3 separate regions of the Mus musculus genome follow, and all the other regions are linked to region 2. A link is a loop called in an ENCODE intact Hi-C map of the cell type or tissue named here. Cell type or tissue: gastrocnemius. All regions are shown on one strand.

Region 1 (8,000 bases), 340 kb before region 2:
TTGGAGATGGCTTACAGTTTTAGAGGTCTAGTCCATTATCATCATGGTGGGTAGCATGGTGGCACATAGGCAGACATGGTGCAGGAATGGTATCTGAGAGTTCTACATCCAGATGGGCAGGCAGAAGGAAGAGACAGTATGCCACTAAACCCAGCTTGAGCTTCTGAAACCTCAAAACTCACCCCCCCACAAATCACACTTCCTCCAACAAAGCCATACCTACTCCAACAAGGCCACTCCTGATGTGTCGTGAGGACGGGCATTTTCATCAAACCATCACATAGTTAAACCCCGAAGAGGAGTGAGCAGTGAGGTCAGCAGCCCTTACCATTATGAATGATATCTATTACTAATTTAAAGCACTTGGTTGTTAGCTAAATTGTCACAAAGACCATGTGCTGGAACTTGACTGCTAGCTGATGGGCTCTGGGGAACTAACTGGATCACAAAGAGTCTGACCTCAGCTGCAAGTTGATCCATGAGTGGTTTCATACCAGGGAGACTAGAATAGGAGATCCAGTGGAAGGCACCGGGTCCCTGGGTGTGCCCCTGGGGGATTGCTTATCCTTGACTCCTTCTCCTTTACCCTCTCTGCTTCCAAACTTCATGAGGAAAACACTTTTGCTTCTACCACACATTGGCTGCCATGAAGTCAGGGTCAAGCAACCATGGGCCTTGAGCCTTCTGCAACCACGGAAATCCAATGGAAATCCCTCAATGGGAAATCAATGGAAATCTTAAGTAGCTTTTCTTGGGTGTTTTTGTCAGAGCTGGAAAAAAAAAAACCCACTAATGTTTAGTATACAGAAAGAGAAATGATACAAAAATCGAGTTTTGAATTAAAATTTGAGCACTTTAATAATGCCTGGTGTGGGGGCGCAGAAGGCAGTAAACATTGTGTGCTCTTCCAGAGAGAGATAGATTAGATGGCTGCAGATTAAATTAAATTTGTGATAAGAAAGTAGAGTCAACTCATTGTGCCATAAACATTTAATAATATAGTAAGGATTTTATAACATAGTAGATTATGTTTTGTATTATTAGAGGAAGGAAAAAAGAAAAAGTCAAACTCATAAGAAGGGGAATTAGTTTAAGACAAAACAGCAATAAACGTGCAAAGGCTGATTAGCACCAAGGTCAAGCACAGCAACAAAACTTGTTCTTCTCCAAGATTATTTTAAAATGTGAAATATGTCTGTGTGTCCATGTGTGGGTATGTGCACTTGAGTGTAGCTCCCTGAGAAGGGCCAGAGGCATTGCATCTGGAAGCTGGAGTCCATGGTGCTTATGAGCTGGGTAACGTGGGTCCTGGAAAACCAAACTTGAGTACCTTACACAAGTGCCATCTATACATAAGAACCAAGCCATCTCTCCAGCCCCAGAACGTGTTCTTATAAAAAGGTGCACTTATAAAAGGATCACTGATGATGGCCACCAGCCTATCACCAGGATGAACAAGAGACCATGTCTCCAAGGAAGGTAGCAAGGCCACCTAACAGTCTCCTCCAGCTTCCTAATGTGCAGATGTGCAGGACCCTCACCTCCATGTATACACCGTATGTATACACACTCCTAATTAAAAAAAAAAAATTCTGGTACAAACTCAAAATGAGCATTAGGAATGAGTACACAGCAAACTAGACTAAAACTTTAAAGAGGCGGGTTAAGGAGCCAGAGAACTGTGGTGGCAGAGCTTAAGAAGCATCAAGCTGCTATCCTGAGTTCTACCTCAGCTAATCCAGAAACGACCATGAGACACAAAGGCCCTGGGTGTTTACAGAAGCGCAGGGTGAATGGCAGAATGTCTGCCCATGCTGCTCTTAGGTTTTGCCTCTGTGGTCCTGAGAGGGAGTCTTGATACCGCCAGGCCACAGAATACAAGGGAATCACGGTGTAGGAGGGCTGTTTTGAGGCAGAAATTGAGGACTACGCATGCTCTTAAGGACAAAGGCCTTCAGGAGGCTCCTGGCATCTGGGTCAAACCTCCTGTGGCCAGACTGAGATAAAGCTTTGACTGTGGGATTCTGCATGAAGTAACGGAGGCTGTAAGCGATGTCCTTAAAGAGGAAGAAAAGTGTTTTCACAGAGCAAACTGCAAGTTGGATGCCCAAGACTTGGGACAATGGGTGGCCCATGGGAAATGTCCAGGGGGAGCCCTAGGCCTACCTGATTAGGAGTGAGGTCTGTCTATATTGTTCCTTTCCCTAGTGAGGGACAAGAAGTCTAAAATGCTTTCCAGGTCTGTGCAAGTCCCACAACCAGATCCTCATTACTGTCTATGCTAGCTAGACACCCCAGCCTGTGTGCGCCCATCTGTCTCTTCTCCCTGGACCACCTGGTGTAGCTGCCACACCTGCTGTCTTTGCGTTGTGGCCACAAAACTTTCATAAAGCTGATTATCAGTCAAGGAGCCGCTAGTTCCTGCTGAAGAGCAGGAAAGGCTGTAGGAAAGGCAGTGTGCTCAAGGTGAGACGAAAGCTTGGTCCTCCCACCACAGCTCGCCTCAAGCCTCCCAGCTTCCTCTGGGTGGATGGTGGGGGGCTTCAACAGCTTCCAGATCCACCTCAGATTTCCCTCTCGGAGAACTCCCTCATTGCACTGATATCCTCGCCTCTCCTTGTTCTGAGTCCACAGGCTTTCACCTACTTCTGTAGCATTGACGACCTGGCCCTATTTGTCTTGATTTTCCTAACTGGACTCGGACTTACCAGAGAGTTAGGACCATGTCTTACATAGTAGCATCATCAGCACTAAGACGAGCCAGCAATAGGTTTGGGAAGGGTCCTTGTTTTGAACTTGCTGTGCAGCCAAGTATAACCTGCACGTGTGTGCCACAGTCCCTGTAAAGGTTTTCTGGAACAATGAACAATGGCCCAATGAAACTGAAAACTGAAAGATGATGTTATTTCATATAATCTTGGAAATGAGGAATTTACAGCTGGCCTGGGGAAAAAGAGAGGTCTTTTATTCTGGTGGTTGGTTCCTCAGCTGCAGCGCTGTGTGTGCTACCTGCCTTAAGGGCTCACAAGAGTAAAAGAACCTTCTCCATTTCACATCTGAAGAGAATGTGGCATGCACGGTGCACTGACAGCACTTCACCAAACCGCCTTTAAATAAGTGGGAAAGAAGAGATTTGAACCCAGGAGCATTGGGTTAAACATTTTCCCACAGTGACTGTCCTACACTGCCATTCCATTTCATTACAGGAGGTCATTAGGAAACTTCTTACAGCTTAGAATCAGAACCCAACAAGGCTCCCACTAAGCGCTGGGAACGGACACACGTAACAGCTTTGTTACTGAACCCCTCAAGCAATGGCTTCACTGCTATTACCCAGGGTTAGAACAAGACACAAGTTCCTTTTTTTTTCTGTTCTAATAGAGTGGTGTAGCATGACCCACTAAATAACGCCATGGAGAATGCAAATCTCTTAATTTCTCCCAACTGAAACATAGTTCACTTTTTGCTGCCAGTTAAAAATAACTACCAGAGCTTGAGAACATGAAACAGCGCCGGCATGCACCTCTGTGGTTGCATCTGCCCTTCACAGGATGGAGCAGGTTGTGTTCTCAGCCGTCTCTGAACCCGCCAAGTCTCTCCACCTCTAAGCTTCTAAGGCATTCTTGCTCAGAAAACATAGGTGAACATTTGCACACTTCAGTTACTTGAGGCCGTGTGATTCACACCGGCTCTCAGGGCCAGGCTTTCTGTCCACAGTCATCCTGACAGAGGCCATAGATTGTGGTTTTGTTGTCTCCAGATTAGAGATTTAAATGATTTGCCCCTAAATAGCATTTCTCTTCAAAGTACTTTAGTTCCCCGGCCCCACAGAGAACAATGACTGCTAAGTGGTTTTTGTTTGTTTGTTTGTTTGTTTGTTTTAAGAGTACACAGTAATTAAAGGCGCTGGAGAAGAATGGAGAGAGGCAGAGCAAGCCACAGCGCGCTTGAGGAGAGGTCCATTAGTCTGCTCTAGGATCCCGACTGGGAACTTTATGCTCTTCAGCAGAAGAGAATGCGTCTAAATTGATGAGAAGTAATATGCCAGCAGCTCTGTCTGCTTGCCAGGCATGGCAGATTCGAAAGGAGCCTTTGCCATGGTGTGTTTTGTCTAGCAGGGGGGTGTGAATGGCCAGGCTTAGAACCATGGCAACGGGAAACAGGCAGAAGTTCTTGCTCTCTCAAAACTGGGTTAGTTGCTACCAGAGTGTAACAGGCCACACCATCCCTCGTATGTCTCTTCCACGTGTGCCTGCTTGCCTTTTAGCCTCCTGTGGCATGTTACGATGCTACTGCCTTCATGGTGTCCTTGACCCTCCAGGCTAAGGAAACTCCAGTTGTTTACAAGTGAAGTCCTGGGTTTGTTATCACAACAGAAAAGCAGCTAGGTGGGAAGGGAAGTTAAATATCAATACGCATACCACAGGGAGTTTGTGAAATCCATGCCTATAAAAATTAGACAGCACATTTCTAAATAACCAGTTAGTCAAATAAGAAATAGTTTGTAAAATATTTTGAGATGAATGAAAATAGAATAGTAGCATCCTAGAACCTCATGGGTGCAGCTAATAGAGTGGTTAAAGGTCTTTAAATGCCTGTGCAAAAAAATAATAACAATGTAACCTTATAGGATACCTGGAAAAGACGAAACCAAGGTAATTTGAAAATGATTAAAGACCTGATAAGTAAATGAATAAAATGAACCATATGCAGACTAGAAAAGCAAACCAGAAAGTCACACTAAAGATCCTTTTGACATATAAACTAAGGGGCTTGGCTTGGTAGGTAAGAGCAGTTGCTATGCAGTGTGAGGGCATGCGTTGGAATCCCCAGTTCTCATGTAAAAGGTGAGCATGCGCATGCAACCAGTGCAGGGAAGGACATAGGCAGAGCCCAGGAGCTTGCTTGCTGGCCAGCCTAGCGAACCTGCCCAGACTCGGGTGAGTGAGAAACCCTGTCTCAGGGAATTAGGTAGAAGGCAGTGGGGGAAGACACCAGCGTCTTCTGACCTCTGCAAGTGCACTCTTGTGGGAAGCACACACATGTACGCTGAGTACACACACACACACACACACACACACACACACACACACTTTTCAATGGGATGAATATAACCCATCAACCTTACAGAAACTTTGAAAAAATTCAGAGAATTATGAAAAAAGGCATCTGAAATTAAGGAACCAAGGTGATAATAAATTCACGGTTAAACTAGTAAAACTGACTTAAGAAGAGGCAGAATCTGAGCCAATCCATAAATACACACACAGTGGGTAATTGGTAGTCAACAAACGTACAGCGCAAATGGCTTCTCCTGTGATTTCTATTAAATATCTAAAGAAAAATTAGTAATCCTTCACAAACATTTCCAAATTTCAGAGAGAGAATTAGTTTTGAGCCATCTGACAGACCAGTATCACTTTGATACCAAAGATGTAACAAAGCAATTATAAGTCTGTCTCCCTTTTAAATATACATGCAAAATTGTATATTATATGTGTGTGTGTATAGAGGGACAGAGAGACTGAAAAACAGACACTAGCATCATTTTAACAATTTTTTGTCATGGCCATCCAACCATGATCATTTTGGATTATCCCTGGAATGTAAGCTCAGATACAACAGTCAACATTGATATACCATGTGAATGAATATAAAAGAGAAAAGCCATGTGATCTTGTTAATAGATGCAAAATTTAAAAAGCAGTTGACAAAATTCAAATTCTCTGCATGATAAAAACACAAGGCAGGAGTTGGAGAGATAGCTCAGTAAGAGAATGAAAAAGCAGCATCCACACTGGGCGAAGCCAGGAAAGGAGGAAGTAAAACGCTATCAGGAGAAATACCAGGAAACAGGTAACCTTACCAATACTATGCGATAGATAAGGGAGTACAAACGCCAGCTGGGTATGGGAGCCACCTTTAATCATAACACTTGGGAGTCTGAGGCAGGCAGATCTCTGAGAATTTCAGGCCAGCCTAATCTATATAGCAAGCAAGTTCCACATTATGGCTACATAGTGATACCCTATCTCAAAAACTAAAAACAGAAAAATCAGTTATAAACAGTGACAGTGAACAGTCAGAAAATGAGGCCGTTTCACTTTTATGTTCATTAACAGATATGTCAGGAATAAAATGCTGAAATGAAGCATCAGGCCCTTGTGTAATGGAAACTAAAGTGAAACAACGTAACTTAATGGAAAGACTTCTCTAATGGATTAAAAAAAAAAAAAACGAATGCAGAGAAGACTGTGAGGTCCTTCAGAGTAAGTCACAGCTGCAGAATAATCTTGTCAAAGTTGTAGCTGTGCTTCTGGTAGAAATTAAGAGAGCCATCCAGTTCATAAAGAAAGGAGGTTGAGAACGGCTAAAACAACCTCTGGTAGCAGGGAGTCAGGGGAGGGGGGATACAAAGCTAGAGGAATTATACTTCCCAATTTGAAAATGTATTTTATATCTTCAGAAGTAAAAACACACTAGGGCAGTGGTTCTCACCCTTGCAAATACTGCAACCCTTTAATACAGTTCCTCATGTTGTGGTGAACCCCCCCCCCCCAAACACACACCATAAAATTATTTTGCTGCTACTTCATAACTGTAATTTGCTACTGTTATGCATCCTAATGTGAATATCTGATACGCAGGATATCTGATATGTAGTCCCTGTGAAGGGTTGTTTGAGACCCCACCCCCTACCCCCAAAGCGGTCATGCCAACAACACATTGAGAACTGCTGCTCTGGAGGCAGGAGAGGTGGCTTTAGTTCATAAAGTGCTTGCCTCGTGAATGTGGGACCCAAGTTTGACCCTCAGCACAATGAAAACTGTAAGCTTGGTGGCATTCACTTTATAACCCCAGAGCTGGAGGTGGAGACAGATGTATCTCTGGTACTTGCTGGCAAGCCAGTCTGGTCTAATCACCAAGTTCCAGGTCCTCCAAACCTTGAGTCCTTGCCTTAGAAAACAAGATGGGAGCTCTGAAGCCCAACACTTGAGGTTGACCTCTGACCTCTGGCAAATGTACATACATATATGCACCCACAAATATACATATGTGTGTATATATGTATATGTGCATGTGTGCATGTGCACTATACACCTACACATGTGTACTCACACACACACACACATGCACCTATACTTAGCATATGTTAAGTATATACATTAATGAAACATAATTGGCAACCACAGAAATTTTAGTTACAGGTCAAATGATTTTGCTAAAGAAACCAAGAAAGGTCAATGGCAAGGATTAGTTCTTTTAAAGATTAGCACTCAGACTTGGGGATGCCTAAACACACCATTTGTAGTAATTTGAGTGAGAATGACGGCCCCAATAAGCTCATCTATTTGGATGCTTAGTCACTAGGGAGTGGTACTATTTGAAAGGATTAGGACTAAGAGTCTTTCTTCTTCTTCTTCTTTCTTCTTCTTTTCTTCTTTCTTCTTCTTCCTTCTTTCTTTCTTTCTTTCTTCTTTCTTCTTCTTTCCTCTTCTTCTTCTCCTTCTCCTCCTCCTCCTCCTCCTCCTCCTCCTCCTTCTCTCTCCTCTCTCTCTCTCTCTCCTCTCTCTCTCTCTGGATCTGACTGTAGAACTCTCAGCTACTTTTCCAGTGCCATGTCTACCTGCATGCCACCATACTTCCTGTGATATGATAATGGACTAACCTCTAAAACTGTAAGCAAGCCCACAATTAAATGCTTTTTTAAAAAAATAAAATAAATAAGATTTGCCTTGGTCATGGTATCTCTTCATAGAAACAGAACAGTGACTAAGAAACCATTTTAATGGCTACATATGTGGTTTTACATTTTAACACATATTTTAACCAGGAACAGTATTGAAATTAAAACATGCAATATTCCAAGAGGCAGTGTATGCTCTGACAGGAAGAGCTATGAGAGACAGATACTCCAGAGAGAAGTGGTACCACATATAACTTCCTTTTTCCAAAAAGTTCTGACTATAGTGTCTGTATATGTCTGTGTTTGTAAGCAT
Region 2 (8,000 bases):
ACTTGGTATTCCTTATGCCCCATCCTTATAGAATTTCCAAACTAATACTAATTTGTAGACAATAATAATTCCCTTCCCAAACTATGTCAATCAGTAATTAATGCCTTTTTATTCAAACTTTTCATGGTAGCAAATGTTATTCAATGTCAATGACAAGATATTAACACCTAACATGATATACCTCTTTCTTTTTCAATGGCAAACACATAAACAAAAAACTTAGCTGAGTGGGATCTTTCCCCAAAGTTACCATTCCCTTAATCTCTTTATCTCCTTGAATACAGGATTTAGATCTTTTGCACTTTCTAGTGCCCCCTTTTAACTTGAACCATACATCTCATATTTTTCCTTTCTATGCTTGCTGTGCTTGACCAAAACAGTCTTCATGAGAGTAAACCAGAAGACAAAGTCTATGCTGGGCTTTTCTGAGACTTTCTTTGCCAATGCAATTAATAGAAATTTCTTTACCTTAGCCTCAGGCAGACTCTCCAGATGAGGGCAAAAGACAGCCACATTCTTCACTAAAACATCATAAGAACAATCTGCTCACAACAGAGTAAAATGCCTTTTCTCTGAAACCTTTAGAGCCAGGCTTCCACAGTTCAAATCACCCACAGCAACAAAGTCTTCCATATTCCTACTAGGATAGTATATTAAGCCCCACTTAAAGCATTCCATTGTTTTCCAAATCCAAAGTCCCCAATCCCACATTCTTCCCAACAAAAGCATGGTCAGGCCTATCATAGCAATACTGCAGTCCCTGATACCAACTTCTGACTTAGTTAAGGTTTCCATTGCTATGATGAGACACCATGACCAAAGCAACTCTTATAAAAGACAATGTTTAATTGAGTCTAGCTTACAGGCTCAGAGGTTCAGTCCATTATCATCAAGGTGAGAACATGATGGCGTCTAGGCAGACATAGCTTGGGAGGAGCTGAGAGTCCTACATCTTGATCTGAAGGCTGCAAAGAGAAGAGTGACTTTTCCACACTGGGTGGAACTTCAAAGCCCACCTCTACAGTGATGGACTTCCTCCAACAAGGCCACATCTACTCTAACAAGGCCACACCTCCTAATAGTGTCACTTCCCATGGACCAACCATATTCAAACCACCACAGTAGCATAATAATTTAAAAAATCATAAACATTGTCAGCTCTATTATTTATTTACCAAAGGTAATCTAAAAATACTCACTGAATCTCTACATAAAGAATGACACACAAATAATATTTTCAAAAGGTAAGTTACACCTTACCCCAAACTAAAGGCTGCTCATACATTTTCATACCTCTAAGTTTTGCTCAAGTTATTCCAACCTTCTGTCCCCTTTTGCCATGCAGTGTATGATTCATTTCTCAGCATTAGGCTAAGGTGTCAACCCTTCAATGAGATGCTCTTGAATTCCTCTGGGCAGTACCAGCCACGTCTACCTTTCTGTAGCTGGGCTACTTTGCTAATGCATGGTTCTGCCCCTTTCTTTGGGGTAGTTCTAGGCGAGTCAAAGTATGTCCCAGGTTTGGGATCTATCTGTCTATTCATCCTTGATGGTTTGGGGTTTATCTGTCTACTCATCCTTGAGGACTGAGCAGGCTTGGCACATACTGAATGTGAGCTGGTTAAAATTTTGATTGCTCAGGAAAACGATAATGATTGCCTGCAGCCTGTAATGAGTGAGGTATGCATGAGATTATAGATGATCAAGACCCCTACCTGTGATACTTCAAATTCCAACACAAAATGTGACGTGGACAGAGCCACAGAGCAATATAGGGTAAAATACCAAAATTCCACAAATATATGTGTCTTTTAAGAATTTCAGATCATGTGTATGTGCTCATTTGCCCACAACTTCTCCAAGATTCATCCTCACTTCCCTAGTTACCCAACTTTGGCTTCACAAACCAAACCAAACCAACCCACCCATCAAGTCCAGTTTGTACCATTAAAATATTCTGGCATATCCGTATGGCCTCTTTTCATTGAAATATGCTCAACTTATCAGGGGCTACACTCTCATAGAGAAAACTGACATTAAAATTTCTCCAATGCTCCCGATAAACCAAGTTAAAGGTAGAGAATTTAGAGTAGGAGCCCTGAAACAGGACCCGTCCCAATCCATACGATATCTTGCATGGGGTGTGTCTATGACTTCTGTTGGTCGTCTTATCAATGCACTGCTGTGCTAAACCCTTGAGCATATGTACCTCCATCAGAGCTCTGACTTGGTAACCAGTAAAACAGACTCATTATTATTTATTATTATTTAACCAACATTTGAAATAGTTTAGAGGAGTCAATGGGGGAAGGAGAATAGGAGTGAATAATTCTGCACAGAATAGAACGGAGAGCCTCTTCAACACTGTGAGCATGCACATGTGTTTATGTGCACAATCGTGGGCAGGCAAAGCTTCTTGTCAGAGAATCCTGAGGTTGGTATGTCTTGCTGTGTGTCATTTTCTTTAGCAACTCATTGAATGTTTTGAGCCTCACCTCTCTTGTAAAATGGCATTGTTGATGAACTGTGTATGTTAAAGAGAAAAAAGTTTGGGTGTAGTTTCTGGTAGCGAGCAAGTGTGCATCCTTCTGTAATTCTAGAAGGAATTCCACAGGAAGCCCTGCAGCCAGCATAGACTGAGAAAACACGTTTGATCCCACTCCTCTGTCGACATCCTCCCAAGTCCTGGACGGCTCTGATTTTCCTGCAGGTACTCTGTGAGCTGTCCAATCCTGGAACCACTGTGTTGATGTTGGCGCCCCCATCAGCTCCTAACGGCTCTAAGCTCAGTCGTTAATAATGAAGGCTATCACTTGTCTAGGTTCCAGTTGCTGCTGCTATTCCTGGTATCAGCCGTGGTTTCAGAGAGATTTGAAGTAAAAGGAGGTAATAGAAGGAAGGACTCCTGTGGGTGCCCTTAGGAACCACTGGAATGTCTGTGCATGTCTTTGTGGCTTTTTGGTTAGCTGTTTGCCTGTGAGCTTACAATCCACATGGCTCTGGGTGAGAAAAAATCTTAAAAAGAAAAAAAATCCCATTGGCTTCTGGCAGCAGTCTCCCACTGGTACTCAAAAGCCTCTTTCTATATAGATGTTTTCTCTCTTAAGGTTGTATAAGTCTCCATTAAAAGCTGTAACTTTCACCTCAAGTAAGAGGTTTGTACTCTTGGAATTTGCTGTCGTGAGGTATGTGTTCTATTGCTGAGTTACATCCCCAGTGAGAATTTGATATGTTGTATGTGACATGTGATCACATTTAGATTTTGGGACAGCACATGCATGCGTTCTTTTTTTTTTTGTTGCTTGAATTTTTTCTTTTATTTTTTATTCACTATTTTTACGTTCCAGATTTTATCATAACCCCAACCCCACATCCACCCTCCTACTGTTCCACAATCCATTCCTCCTCTCCACTCCCTTGTCTCAATGAAGATATCCTCAACCCTCTAACCTCTTCACCAGCATCTGCTGTCACCTGAGTTTTTAATCTTAGCCATTCTGATTGGTGTAAGGCTGAATCTTAAAGAGGCACTAAAGTTTTGCTATGCCTGCTATGCCCACCATACCCACAGCTTACGTGCAGAAAAGGAACTCAAGAAAACACGAAGTTGTGGTAAGAGGAGTCTTCCTTAGGTAGGGAAGCCAGTAGTGGTTGTTTTATTTCCTGTTGCTATGTTCTCTAAAATATCTGTGTAGCAGTTCCAAAGCAAAGAAGCCCTGTGTTTTCACAGGAATGGATACACCCATTCACGCACACACATATATGTATGGAAACAGTTACATGTATGTGTAAAGTTACATATATACGTATAAAACAAAGTCAGGGCATTGGGCATCATGAATGCAAGTGTCAAGTGTTACAGGCAACCATTGCTGGATCCACAGTGATTGTTAGGATGCCCTTTTTATACCTACTTACAACCCAGTAGTCTAAGGTATTTTCTTCGTCCCTAACTGAACTCTCACAGCTATCTTCAATGTAGTTTCTTTGCCAAGAAATCTGGATGGCTGCATCTGTTTCTTTGGATTATTATAAATCACAAAATAGATCATGATGAGAAAGATTCTTGAAAAATCACTGAGTATTGTGTTCAGGAAGGTGCTGATGGAGAGCTTGAAGGACAAGTTTACGGCGGCTCTGTGGGAAGAAGAATAGAAATGTAGGGAAAGTTAAGAGTATGAAATGGAAGGAAGGTGGGCTATCGGTTGGCTTACCTTGATGGCTCTGGGTAGGTTTCTTTAGAAGCTGTGTATTGGCCAGGTATATTTGAAGCATGGAGCCACACTTTATTTCTCAGGATCTAAATGAACCATGACTTACTGAAGCAGAGGAATAAACAGCAGAGGAAAACGTGCTCCCATAACCAAAATAAATCAAGCTAAAATGTTTGTGTGCCTGGCTACGTATTAAGTTCTAATTTAACCCTTAAAGTGTGTCCATAAAGAGGGTGCTTTTGTAATTTTTATTTTTGTTTTGTTTTTATTATTATATTATGTTATATTATTTTATTATTAGCTTACAAATAAGTAAACTGAGCCAGAGAGGGTAATTCCTCTTGCAGCTACAAAGCAAAGTTTCTAGCAAGCTAGAGTGTGTGTCTTCCAAGCTCAGTCCTAAGGGTTGGCTTTGTTAGCCAGAAGGAATGTACTGGGGCAGAGCTAATTTTAGTTGTTCATTTTGTTGCTCTCTAACAGGCTTTTAAGAACAATCATAGTGCATTGTATTTGTGCATCTATCTTGAGAGCAGCCCCAAAACGGAATCAATTATAACACTTTACTTTCTACACATGGAAAATAACAAAAAACGGGACATTTGCATAAAATCAGTTTTCTACTTAAGTAATGGGAAATCAAGGTCTCTGATTCCTTAGCTAAGGTTTCAGATTCCAGGGTCACACTGCCACCTAGTGTAGAGAGAGCATATTCCCCCCCAAGCAGAAAGTACTGAACCGGGTGTAAGATGCCAAGGGATGCAGCAAAAGGGAGCATGTTTAAGAGGAAGGGATTTCAGGATTAATGATGGTTCTATGTTTTATTAATGGAGGTTAGCGTGTAGGAGCTCAATTTTATTATTAATAGCATTGAGTTTATTATTAATAGCATTGAGTTGGTGAGTGATAATAGGGTAAAGTGTAAAGAGGAGACAGGTATCTCTACTTATTTATTTTATTATATCTATTAATTTATTATGCCCTTACGGTTTCCATATTATTTATTTATTTTTCTATTCATTCATTCATTCATTCATTCATTCACTCATTCACTTTACATCCTGAGCCCAGCTTCCACCTCTCCTCCCAGTGGCCCTCTCACACAGCCTCCCTCTTCCTCTCTCCTCCTTGGAGAAGGGTGAGGCTCTCCTGGGTACCAACTCACCTTGGCACACCAAGTCACTGCAGGACTAGGCACATTCTCTCCCACTGAGGCCAGACAAGGTGACCCAGTTATGGGACTAGGATCCAAAGGTAGGCAGCAGAGTCAGGGACAGCTGCTGCTCTAATTGTTAGGAAACCCACCTGAATAGCAAGCTGTACATCTGCTACATATATGTCTAGTCCACGCTTGCTCTTTAGTGGTTCAGTCTTTGGGAAGTCCCTAAGGGTCCAGGTTAGTTGACTCTGTTGGTCTTTTTATGGAGTTCCTATCCCCTCCCTGACAAGTACATTTTAAAAATAGATGTCTTGTAAGGAATGTAATGCATGTGTCTTTTCATTATCTCTAAGGGTCTCAGGAAGTCTTATCGGTTAAACTGATAATTATTTAGAAATCTTATTTAACAAATAATTATTATATACTTATAGCCTGCAAGGCAGTGCCTGTGGCAACAAAGGGGATGGGCTCAAAGGAGTTGTAAACATGACTTGAATAAGCAGAGGCTTTCAATGGGCCACCACCAGCAGCAGCATTCCCAGCAACAGCAGCAGCAACATTTCGGAGCTTATTAAGATGCAAATTTTTGGACCTGCCTTAAATCTTCTGGGACTGGAGTCCAGTAATCTGTTTTAAGCATCTTGGTGGTTGATTCAAATGTAGCTTTTGGCTCCACTGTTAGAAAAGAAGCCCTGCCAGTACACAGAGAACCTTGCTGATGGGCTAGAATGCATGGTTTGGAGGAAAGCAAATGAGTCTTAGGACACGAACCAGCTGCTGTCAACTTGGAGATCCACAGGCAGCAAATACAGCAACGGCTCCCTGAAGCATATGTGCTCTGGTGGGTGGCAGATTGATTTCTCTCTTCCTTGGAGAACTGGAAATGGTCATATTTTAGAGGAAGCAAAAATAATACCCTGGAAAGGTTTGGGGGTTGGCAAGGTCAACATTGCCGTGTCTTTGGCATTACTGTTTTACTGCACGAGCACATATATTTGCGAGCGATTGCACAGAGAGATGAGTATACCATGGGGCTGTTTGCTTGCTCCGAGTCTAGATGATTAGGCTACAATTATGTGCATAGAACCAAAATAAGCAGATTTAAAATAGAGCTTTGATCAGGGTAGAATTTCTTTACAGTCAAACTGAACCCAACACAGGACAGTGGGAGTCTTAGTTTTTGCAACTCTCTGATTGTTAATCAGCATCTCAGCCAGAGGTTTCTATGATAAGTTTCAGGCTCTAGCTGTGGCTAATTTACAGCACCCTCACACAGCTCACACATGCTACCAGGCGCTCTGGATCTTACACTGAAAGATGTAATAAAGATGAATAAAAGCAGATGAATTAAGCTTCAAACTCAACTTCAGTAAGAAGCTGGTTAAAACACTCCTGCTTATTTGAAACTATAAAGTAATAGAATGCGGTGGTCACAACATCTTTATTGTCGTCAGGTTATCATTACTCAATTCAAAATCACATTTAAAAGAAAAACAGATACTCATGTGGAAACAAAGGAACTTGCCCCACTATTTGGTGAGCTTGGTGTAATGTCCCAAGTCCTGTGTCAGGAAGTAAGAGGCATTGTGTCCACTGTGTTCCAGTCCAGTATTTTTTTTTCTAACCATGACTTGCAAGTCATTACTGATTCTCACAACAATATTTTGATCTGGTCATCTTTATTAGAAAAGGGAATAGAAAATGAATCGAAAAATAGAATATAGCACATTTACAGGCGTACGTGTTATTTTCTGAAACCTTTGCTTTAGTTTGTGTATAAGCTGTTGAAATGGGTCTCTCCCATCCTTTAAGCAACACCGGAATCTCTTCCAAAGACATGCCTGACAGTGTCACTGGGTACCCAAGGGCTTATGGTAGTTTCCACGACAACCAGAACAAAGTCTAAACTCCTTAGTACTATTCATAATCCCTCACCAAGTTCTTCCTATTGGATATTTCGAAAAAATTTCCCATATATTTAGTTGTTCAAGCTCAAAACCAGGAATATCCAGGAATATATTTTCTCTGTGCCCTCCATCCCTCCACCCCTCTACCCTTCCACCTCTCCATCCCTCAACCCCTTCCAACCTACTTTATCAATCTTACCTCTTCATCTTCATCCAGTCTTTCCTACCATCGATCCCCTCAGAGCAGCCTTCCCTGGCCCCCCTCCATTTAGGCCAGTCTCCACATCTCTTTCTGGCAAAACATTTCCCCAATAGTTTTAATTAAAGTTCCGACTGAAAATGTTTGGTGTCTGTCTCCCCATCCATGTGAGAACTGTGAGGGCCAGAGAGCTGGTCTGTGCTGTAACTGTAGAGTTGAGTTTAGGGTTCAAAGTAGGAGGGTTATGACTGACTAATTACCAAACGGTCTCTAAGCTCAGCTGGTCATTCCCCATGTGTGTTTTCTTCCTCCCATTACATAGTGTGCTTTCCCAGCCTAAGATGCACTGTTCTTCCCCAGTCTCTTGTAGGCTTCTAGTCATCTTTTCAGATTTCATCTCCTGGATGAAAGATTTCCCCGTGCCCTTGGAGTGAGTTCATCCTTGTTGACAGTCATTTTTATTCTCAGTAATGTAAGTCATTTTTCTTTCCCTGCTACAATGTGATTTTCCTCAGGGCAGGCGT
Region 3 (8,000 bases), 350 kb before region 2:
CATGGCCCAAATCCACTGTCCATATTTTTAGGTTTTAGTTTTTAAAGCCCCAGAGCTGTGCACCACCTCATTTAGCTGGAGCGGCTAAGAGGTAGGTTCACTCCATGCATGGGAGAACCCATTGGTTCTTTTTTTTTTTTTTTTAATAAAAATGTTGAGAACTCCATCTATTTCATTCTCAAGCTTCCTTTGCCCCCTCCAGCTCCTCCAGTGGCCCCCAATTCCTGACCTCTTCTCTAATTATTACTCATACATGTATATACATGTGTGTGTGTGTGTGTGTGTGTGTACATGTATATATAACCTACTGAATGCATTTAGCATTGCTCATATGTACATGTGTCCTAGGCTGAGCAGCTTCTCCATACAGTAATCTAATTCTCCCTCTCAGCAGCCAATGATTACCTGTGGGTGGGGCCACATGCAATTCTTTGTCCACATTGGCTCGTCAATGATGTTGCTCCTACGTTGGCCTTGTTTAGTCAACTATGCTGTTGAGAGTTCATGGGCACACTTCCCCTGTCATGTCTAGGGAACACTAATGCTCTTTTCACCTCCTCTTCTGTGATTTCTCTTAGGTGTAGCGTTGCACTGCAGTTGTATCATTTAGGGTTAGGCATCCCATAGTCAGTTATTGATCCTAGGGGTTATCCATGTCTCATCCATGGCTCTGAAAATTCAAGCCTAAAACATCATGAGTGTTAGAAAAACTAAACATCTTTTTTGACTATGATGTAAGCTAGAGCAGTCAACTTGGAGAAACCAGGGAAAGTCCCTCCATTTCTCTGGGATGCAGTGTCCTCCTGTGGTGAGAAAGGGGGCTACATGAGAGTCCCACTGCCTGCCTGCTCCTAGTGCCACACCTTGGTAAACACAGAGAGAGGCTTACATGCTGGACAGCCAAGTGACAATTCACCACCATTGGGAGAGAAGCCAGCTGACACACGTTCGTTTGGTCCTGAACATCCATGGATCTTGTTTCATGACCATTCCCAGACAGCTTCCAGGATGCACACTACCTTACATGAGCAGTTTGGTGAGGGCAGCTTGGATAATTTCTAGCATTCGTTTCCAAATTGATATTTCTGAAATACAAGGAAGACATGCAGGCTTATTCACTGGGGACTTTCATTGTAAGACCTGAGAGATATTGTCACTACTAAAATTCTATGAAAATCTCTTCCCCGTGACAGGACTACTGTTTGGACTTTTCTGCCCATTTCAGTACATTTCTAAACCACGATGAAGCATGCATATCATAAATTTGTCTGATCTAACTGTTGTCTTGGAATTCTTACTTACAATAAGTATACCATGTCACCTTCAAGAAAACTTCACTCCCCACTTAAATTTGCTATGTATCTTAGTTTTCAATAAATTATTGATATTTCTGGAAGCCTAAAAATGTGGGTAATCTGGTTGGCAAGATAACGAGTCTGGGTTTGAAGAACTCTGCTCTCATTCTGAAACTTTAAAATGCTCATCTTAGTTTAGACTTTACTTGTGCAGTCTCCATAGAAATGGGGAGAAGTGGACATATACCCAAAAGATTTTTCAACATATATCAAGGACACATGCTCCATTAGGTTCATAACAGCCTTATTTATAATAGCCAGAAGCTAGAAAGAACTCAGATGTCCCTCAACAGAGGAATGGATATAGAAAATGTGGTACATTTACACAATGGAGTACTACTCAACTATTAAAAATGATGAATTCATGAAATTCTTAGGCAAATGGATGGAACTAGAAAATATCATCCTGAGTGAAGTAACCCAATCACAAAAGAACACACATGGTGGTATGCACTCACTGTTAAGTGGATATTTGCCCAAAAGCTCCAAATACCCAAGATACAATTCACAGACCATGTGATGGTTTGTATATCCTTGGACCAGGGAGTGGCACCATCTGAAGGTGTGGCCTTGTTGGAATAGGTGTGACCTGGTTGGAATGAGTGTGTCACTGTGGTTGTGGGTATAAGATCCTCACCCTAGTTTCCTGGAAGTCAGTCTTCCACTAGGAGCCTTTGGATGAAGACATAGAACTCTCAGCTCCTCCTGCACCATGCCTGCCTGGATACTGCCATGCATCCACCTTGATGATAATGGACTGAACCTCTGAATCTGTAAGCCAGCCCCAATTAAATGTTGTTTTATTAAGACTTGCCTTGGTCATGGTGTCTGTTCACAGCAGCAAAACCCTAACTAATACAGACCATAAGAAGCTCAAGAAGAAGGAAGACCAAAGTATGGGTGCTTCAGTCTTTCTTAGAAAGGGAAACAAAATACTCATGGGAGCAAATATGGAGGAAAAGTATAGGACAGAGACTGAAAGAAAGGCCATCCAGAGACTGTCCCACCTGGCGATTCATCCCAGATACCAAACCCCTACACTGTTGTGGATGTCAAGAAATGCTTGCTGACAGGAGCCTGATATAGCTGTCTCCTTAGAGGTTCTGCCAAAGCCTTACAAATACAGAGGCGGATTCCCACAGCCATCCATTGGACTGAGCATGGGGTCCCCAGTGGAGGAGTTAGAGAAAGGACTGAAGGAGCTGAAAAGGTTTGCAACCCCATAGGAAGAACAACAATATCAACCAAGCAGACCCCCCAGAGCTCCCAGGGATTAGGCCACCAACCAAGGAATACACATGGCTCCAGCTGCATATGTAGCAGAGGATGGCCTTGTCAGGCATCAATGGAAGGAGAGGTCCTTGGTCCTATGAAAGCTCAATAGATGCCCCAATGTAGGGGAATTGAGGGTGAGGAGACAGAGGTGGGTGGTGGGTGGAGGAACACCCTCATAGAAGCAGGGGGAGGGGATAGGAAGTTTCTGGGAGGGGGGAAACTGGGAAAGAAGATAACATTTGAAATGTAAATAAAGAAATTATCCAACAAAAAAAAATGGTGAAAAAAAAAAAGAAACAGGGAGAAGAGCTCTCAGGTCCTTAGGCCCATGAATTAGGTACTTTCTTCCTCATTTTCGTGTTAGTATGGAGAGGGAGGGGAGAAGGAAAGGGAAGGGGAGAGTGAATGAGTGAATGAATGAATGAATGAATGAATGAATGAATGAATGAATATGAGAATGAATGAATGAATGAATGAATATGAGAATGAATGAATGGCTATGGATGAATAAGTGTGCGTGAATGATAATCTCTAAAGTGGGAGAAGGAAGCCAGAAGCTGCATCCTGCAGAGAAAATGGTGTTCAGTGGCTCCGTGGCAGTTGTTTATGACAATGTTTTGCACTTCGGGTATCTCTAGTATTTATCAGGCTGACTGAGAAGCCATATAGCGTGGAATCACTGTGGACTATATTGCTTTTGCTCCTGAGCATGGCCAGCAGCAGTGCTCAGAACCCAGCATGCTGGTGTTTTGGTGAAGCCATAGCTTAGCCCAGCACTGAAGCTCCTGTAAATATCAGATATAGAGGAGAGATGCTCCTGCCTGCCTCGTGTCCTCCATACAGCCTTCAGACTGTCTTCTGGTGTCGCATTGGACTTTCCTGATGCTGAAAATCTGTCAGATAACGTAAGACACTGCTTTGAAGTTTTCCTGTGTGCATGATGTTAGACAGAAGCAGACGTGGCATGATATTTTCTTGAAGGTGACATGGTACTACTATTTTAAAGGAAAGGATCTGCTCTATAGGGCATTTTTAAAACTCTCTAATCATTACCCCTTAAGTTAACATCCCTCTGAGATGGAGAGGAAGCATTGCAGGAGGCCGGCCTGTGGCTTGCTGTTGGCTTTGGGTATGCACTGCTCTGCCAAGACAATGGGAACCCTGGAGTATTCTACAGGGCTGTGCCTGAGGCTTCTATTCCCAGAATAACTCTGGCATCTGACAACTGACTCAAACAGGCAGTCCACGCAGCATTTTAGGTCTGCTCTGTGGGCAGGGAATTACTTTCAAGTGACAGCCTCATTTCGGCCACTTCTGCGGAAATGTCAGTAACGAACATTGCTTGAAAGAGCTGAGCTGAAGGTAATTTGAAGCCACTCCAGGGAATCCAGATTTGCTTAAATTCAGAACTTAATGCTGAGAGCCTTATATTGAATTATACATATATGTTATATTAAAATGTCTATATTTCATTTTTATATTAAAATGTTTCCATAAAGTATATTTTGATCATGTTTATGTTGACCTTACATTACCTTAGCATTAACTCCAGGAAGCAGCAAGGCGAACATTGTACTCGGTTAATAACGGCATGAACAATTTCTGGGTGAGTGTCTGGCGTGCAGTGGATACTCTCTTCTGATAAAAACACCAAACTGAATGTGCCACATTTCTGGTACTAATCAGCTAAGGCTGGTGCATGTTCCATAAATTTGAGCTTTTCAGACAGACACACAAGCCACACTTTGGGATTCCTAGGCCAAGTATGGCTTCTGAGACTCCATTGTACTGATGTGTTCATATACAAAGCCAGACGCCCGTTAAGTGATATCCCGGTCACTTTTGATGCTTTAGATATTTCATGATGGACACAAAATGATCATGAAGTGTTTCTCACATGTGGCTTTCCAGGTACATCTTCCTGATGCCTGAAAGTCCAACCACCATGAGAACATGAAATTCCTGAGAAAGGACTCTTTCATTCAGGGAACATGGAGCTGCCTGGGGTTGTATCCTGGGAGACAGAACCAGGGAAGATGGTAGAGGAAAGAAAGGACAGAGAAATAGATTGTGCGTCTGGTTGTTAAATACCACAGGCGTCACAGGCTGTAGGTGATGGTGAATGTAGAGTCAGGAGCACGGGCAGTATGGAAGACAGGAGTCCACAGGGGCGACACCCAGTAAGAACAAACTGTCATCAAAATGGAGGAAAGTTGGCTTCCAGTAGAGCAGACAGGACGTTTTATCTCTGAAGAGCATAGAGGTTTGGAGAGAACAGGAACATCAAGGGTGTTGTGGATATATGAAGCCAAAAGGCCTACAAGAAGAGGTTCCTGGGAGAGGTTAGGATAGAATGACTCCTGAGATTCCATCAACGCTAGGTGTGTTATTTGGGCAAGTTCTGGTTTTAGGAACTGGAGTTATTAGACACTAAACCTCTGTTCACAGTGTAGTTTCTGTTGACACAACTTTTTCTAACCATTAGGCTTCATCATCTAACCAGGTGGCAGGGGATTTAGACTCTGGGGCCCATCCTAGACCTTTGGGGGAAGTGGGTTGATAATGGGTGTGGGACTGGAAGGGCCAAGGGTGACCAAGAGGTAAGAGAAAGGCGGTGTCAGTTTCAGAAGCCAGAGACTATTATCTCCTTCCCTCTCCCTCACCCCACCTCTATGTGTTCATCTCCCTCCCCCTCTCCCTCCCTCTCCCCCTCTCCCTCTCCCCCTCTTTTCCTCTCTTCTCTCTCTCTCAGGTGGCCATAGTAGAACAGGCATGTAATCCTATTGTTTGGAAGATAGAGTCTGAAGGCTCAGGAATCCAAGGTCAACTTTGACTATGTGGCAAGTTTGAGGCTGGTCTGACCTATGTAAAACACTGTCTCACATAGTAGGGGGTAGAGGGTATAGGAGGGATAGAAAGAGGGAAGGGAAAGTTTTGAAAGCTCCAATGGAAAGGAAATTAGGGTGGTAGACACAAGGATATGTGATGGACCAGTTCTCCTAGTTGAAAACTTTTACTTCTGGATGAAGGATGACATTAGTTAAAATAATAATTAATAATAATAATAGTGATCTAGGACTGGAAAGCAGGAGGTCTGGCTGTCAAGGTGGGGGTGGGGTCACCAGATGAGTGGTAAAGTGTTATCTGTCCCTTTTCCACACTGATTGAGCAACACACTCAGCATTTTAGACAGTTCATGACTGACGCAAACGTGATGAGACCATGAAGTGTTTCTCACATGTGACTTACCAGGAGTGTCTCCTAGATGCTTGCAGTTCTCTGAATTCCCTGCCTGGAGTTCAGTGGTCACAAGTGTGTGAAAGCCAGGAAAAGGGGGCCTTTGTTTAGGGAGAATAGAGCTGCCTGAGATTGTATCCAGGGGACAGTCACCTCACCTGGCCACAGAAGCGGTTGGGGGAGGAGCCAGGGAAGATTGAACCAGCAGAGAGGATAGACCAAGGAAGGGAGAGATCACAAGACCCAACTCAATTGGTAGCATGCAATAGGAAATGTATTTGGGGCTAAATTTTGTGTACACAGAGCATCTGTTTCATCAGATTCAGGACAGATGTGGTACAAGAGGTGGCACTTGAGAGTCACCTTATTCTGCTGGCTCGGAGCAAACAGGGATCAGTCTCAATGGGACGCATCTTGGGAACAACAGATGGGGAAAGGCAACAGGGGTCAAACCATGAGGACTTAGTGACGATGCAGTACAATGCCCTGTGCTTAGTGGAGAGTCTGAAATGCTTCAAATAGGCAACTTGTGTTATTAGACATATATTTGCAGCCACATCAGCAGATACAGTGTGAATGATGGCTGTGGCTGATGACTCTGCAGCTCTCTGGGTAGGAGAGAGATGAGGACAGGGTAGGAGGTAAGAGGTGAGAGGTGGCCTTCAATACCCAGTCACCAGGGACATAACATCCTAAGGAGCCATTTCATTTTACTGTCATAAATCAGCAGACATGTAGCTTGTAGCACTTTTTCTGTATGTGTCCCAGTGGTAACTGATGTGTTAAACTGAAGTTTGCTTTAGCTTTAATTGATGTGGTTTGTATTATCTTTTAAGTTGCAATTTTTTATTGTTTGGGGTGGGGTTGTTTTGTTTGTTTGTTGAGATGTTTGTTTTGTACACCTTGGCTAAGAGCCATCTGGGATCAAATGGCCACCAAAGCCAGAGGAGCAATCGCACCAAGACATTTACTTGCTTTCTGTGTAAAATGGTTGCAAGAATATACGATGGCTTCCTTGTTCCTTTGGGGCCATTTGTCATCCAAGCATGCTGTTTTCCATGCATGAAAGCCCGGTAAGGTTTAGAAAGTCCCAGAATGTCCACAGAGTGGCTTTATGTGTGTTGTGGTGTCTACTAGCCCAGGCTTTGGTCTTGGGTTGGTGTGAAGTGGCTGTCACTGGAGTTGTGTGTGTGGGGGGGGGGGGTCTCTAGGAGAAAACTTCAGCGCAGAGCAGGGTAGCGGCAAAGTGTTCCTGTGATCGGCAACCTGCTGCTTGTTTCTTGCCCATTTGCAGCTAAGATGCTCTATAGAGATGTTCACAGGGAACTTCAGCTCCCAGGGCACTTCAGTCATGACTGTGTGGAGTAAAAATGGGTACCCAGCTCCGTGCAACTGGGCGCTCACAATCAGAGAAACTCTCTGGTGCAGCTGGTGAGGGGGCAGGGCAAGGCAGTAGAGGAGGGGCAGGGAGCAGGTTCCAGAGTGCATGTACCACTTCAATTCCAGCTGCTCTGTTTATATAGTAGAAGATCAGAAGATCCCTCGAGGTATTGATACAATAAACCATTTCTTCAAAACTAAGGATACGGGAAACCTATATTTTCCTTATGTCTTTGAAATCCAGCCAACTCAATAATTACATGTTACTTGCTTAACATTTAGCAGGCATTCATCGGTCCCTGTGTGCATCCTCACTTTTAATCCACTCAACAGTTTGCTACTCGTCTTCCTCATTTCAGCACACAGACCTAATACTTAAACGTGATCGGTAACTTGTATGGGGATTAAGCGATTAAGAGCTGGGAATTAGTTATGTCCTTGTGGCTACAGAGGCAGCCTTCCCACTTTGTTTCAAATCCCATATCTCTGCTTACAGCCATAGGACCCCAGTCTTTGATGTCTGGGCCTCCATCTTCTTTCTCTGCAGAGCAGAGAAAATGAAATTCTTAAGGTGTAGCATACAAGCACCCAGCAGAACACTGTAAATACTCAAAGGCTGTAATGTGTCTTAACCAAGAAAGATGAATGTGACTCAGAGGTCACCTGATTTTAGATGAATCTGGTTAGCGCTTTGATTAATACAGCAGTCGGATCCATGCAGGCAGCCGTGGATAGGTGGGTCACTGACCTCCA

Evidence for each region. Peaks named below come from ENCODE experiments on the same cell type or tissue, not always from the same donor. Only the 100,000 strongest peaks of a DNase experiment are listed, where the experiment ranks them.
Region 1: a loop joins it to region 2, with 2.5 times the contacts of the local background. A loop is called at or near these places in 23 of 42 quality-filtered maps.
Region 3: a loop joins it to region 2, with 6 times the contacts of the local background. A loop is called at or near these places in 23 of 42 quality-filtered maps.

Annotation. Positions count from the first base shown.
Region 1 is chr1:23,830,946-23,838,945 of GRCm38, forward strand. The region is part of intron 2 of B3gat2 (beta-1,3-glucuronyltransferase 2 (glucuronosyltransferase S)); the gene reads left to right. Among named protein-coding and RNA genes, the nearest start is that of B3gat2, 73 kb to the left of the region's middle. In gastrocnemius, no CTCF peak of the experiment used is centred here; a DNase peak (open chromatin) is centred at 4,075.
Region 2 is chr1:24,166,752-24,174,751 of GRCm38, forward strand. No RefSeq gene overlaps it. Among named protein-coding and RNA genes, the nearest start is that of Col9a1, 6.9 kb to the right of the region's middle. In gastrocnemius, a CTCF peak has its summit at 4,913 (motif pointing left); a DNase peak (open chromatin) is centred at 4,912.
Region 3 is chr1:23,817,995-23,825,994 of GRCm38, forward strand. The region is part of intron 2 of B3gat2 (beta-1,3-glucuronyltransferase 2 (glucuronosyltransferase S)); the gene reads left to right. Among named protein-coding and RNA genes, the nearest start is that of B3gat2, 60 kb to the left of the region's middle. In gastrocnemius, no CTCF peak of the experiment used is centred here; a DNase peak (open chromatin) is centred at 3,822.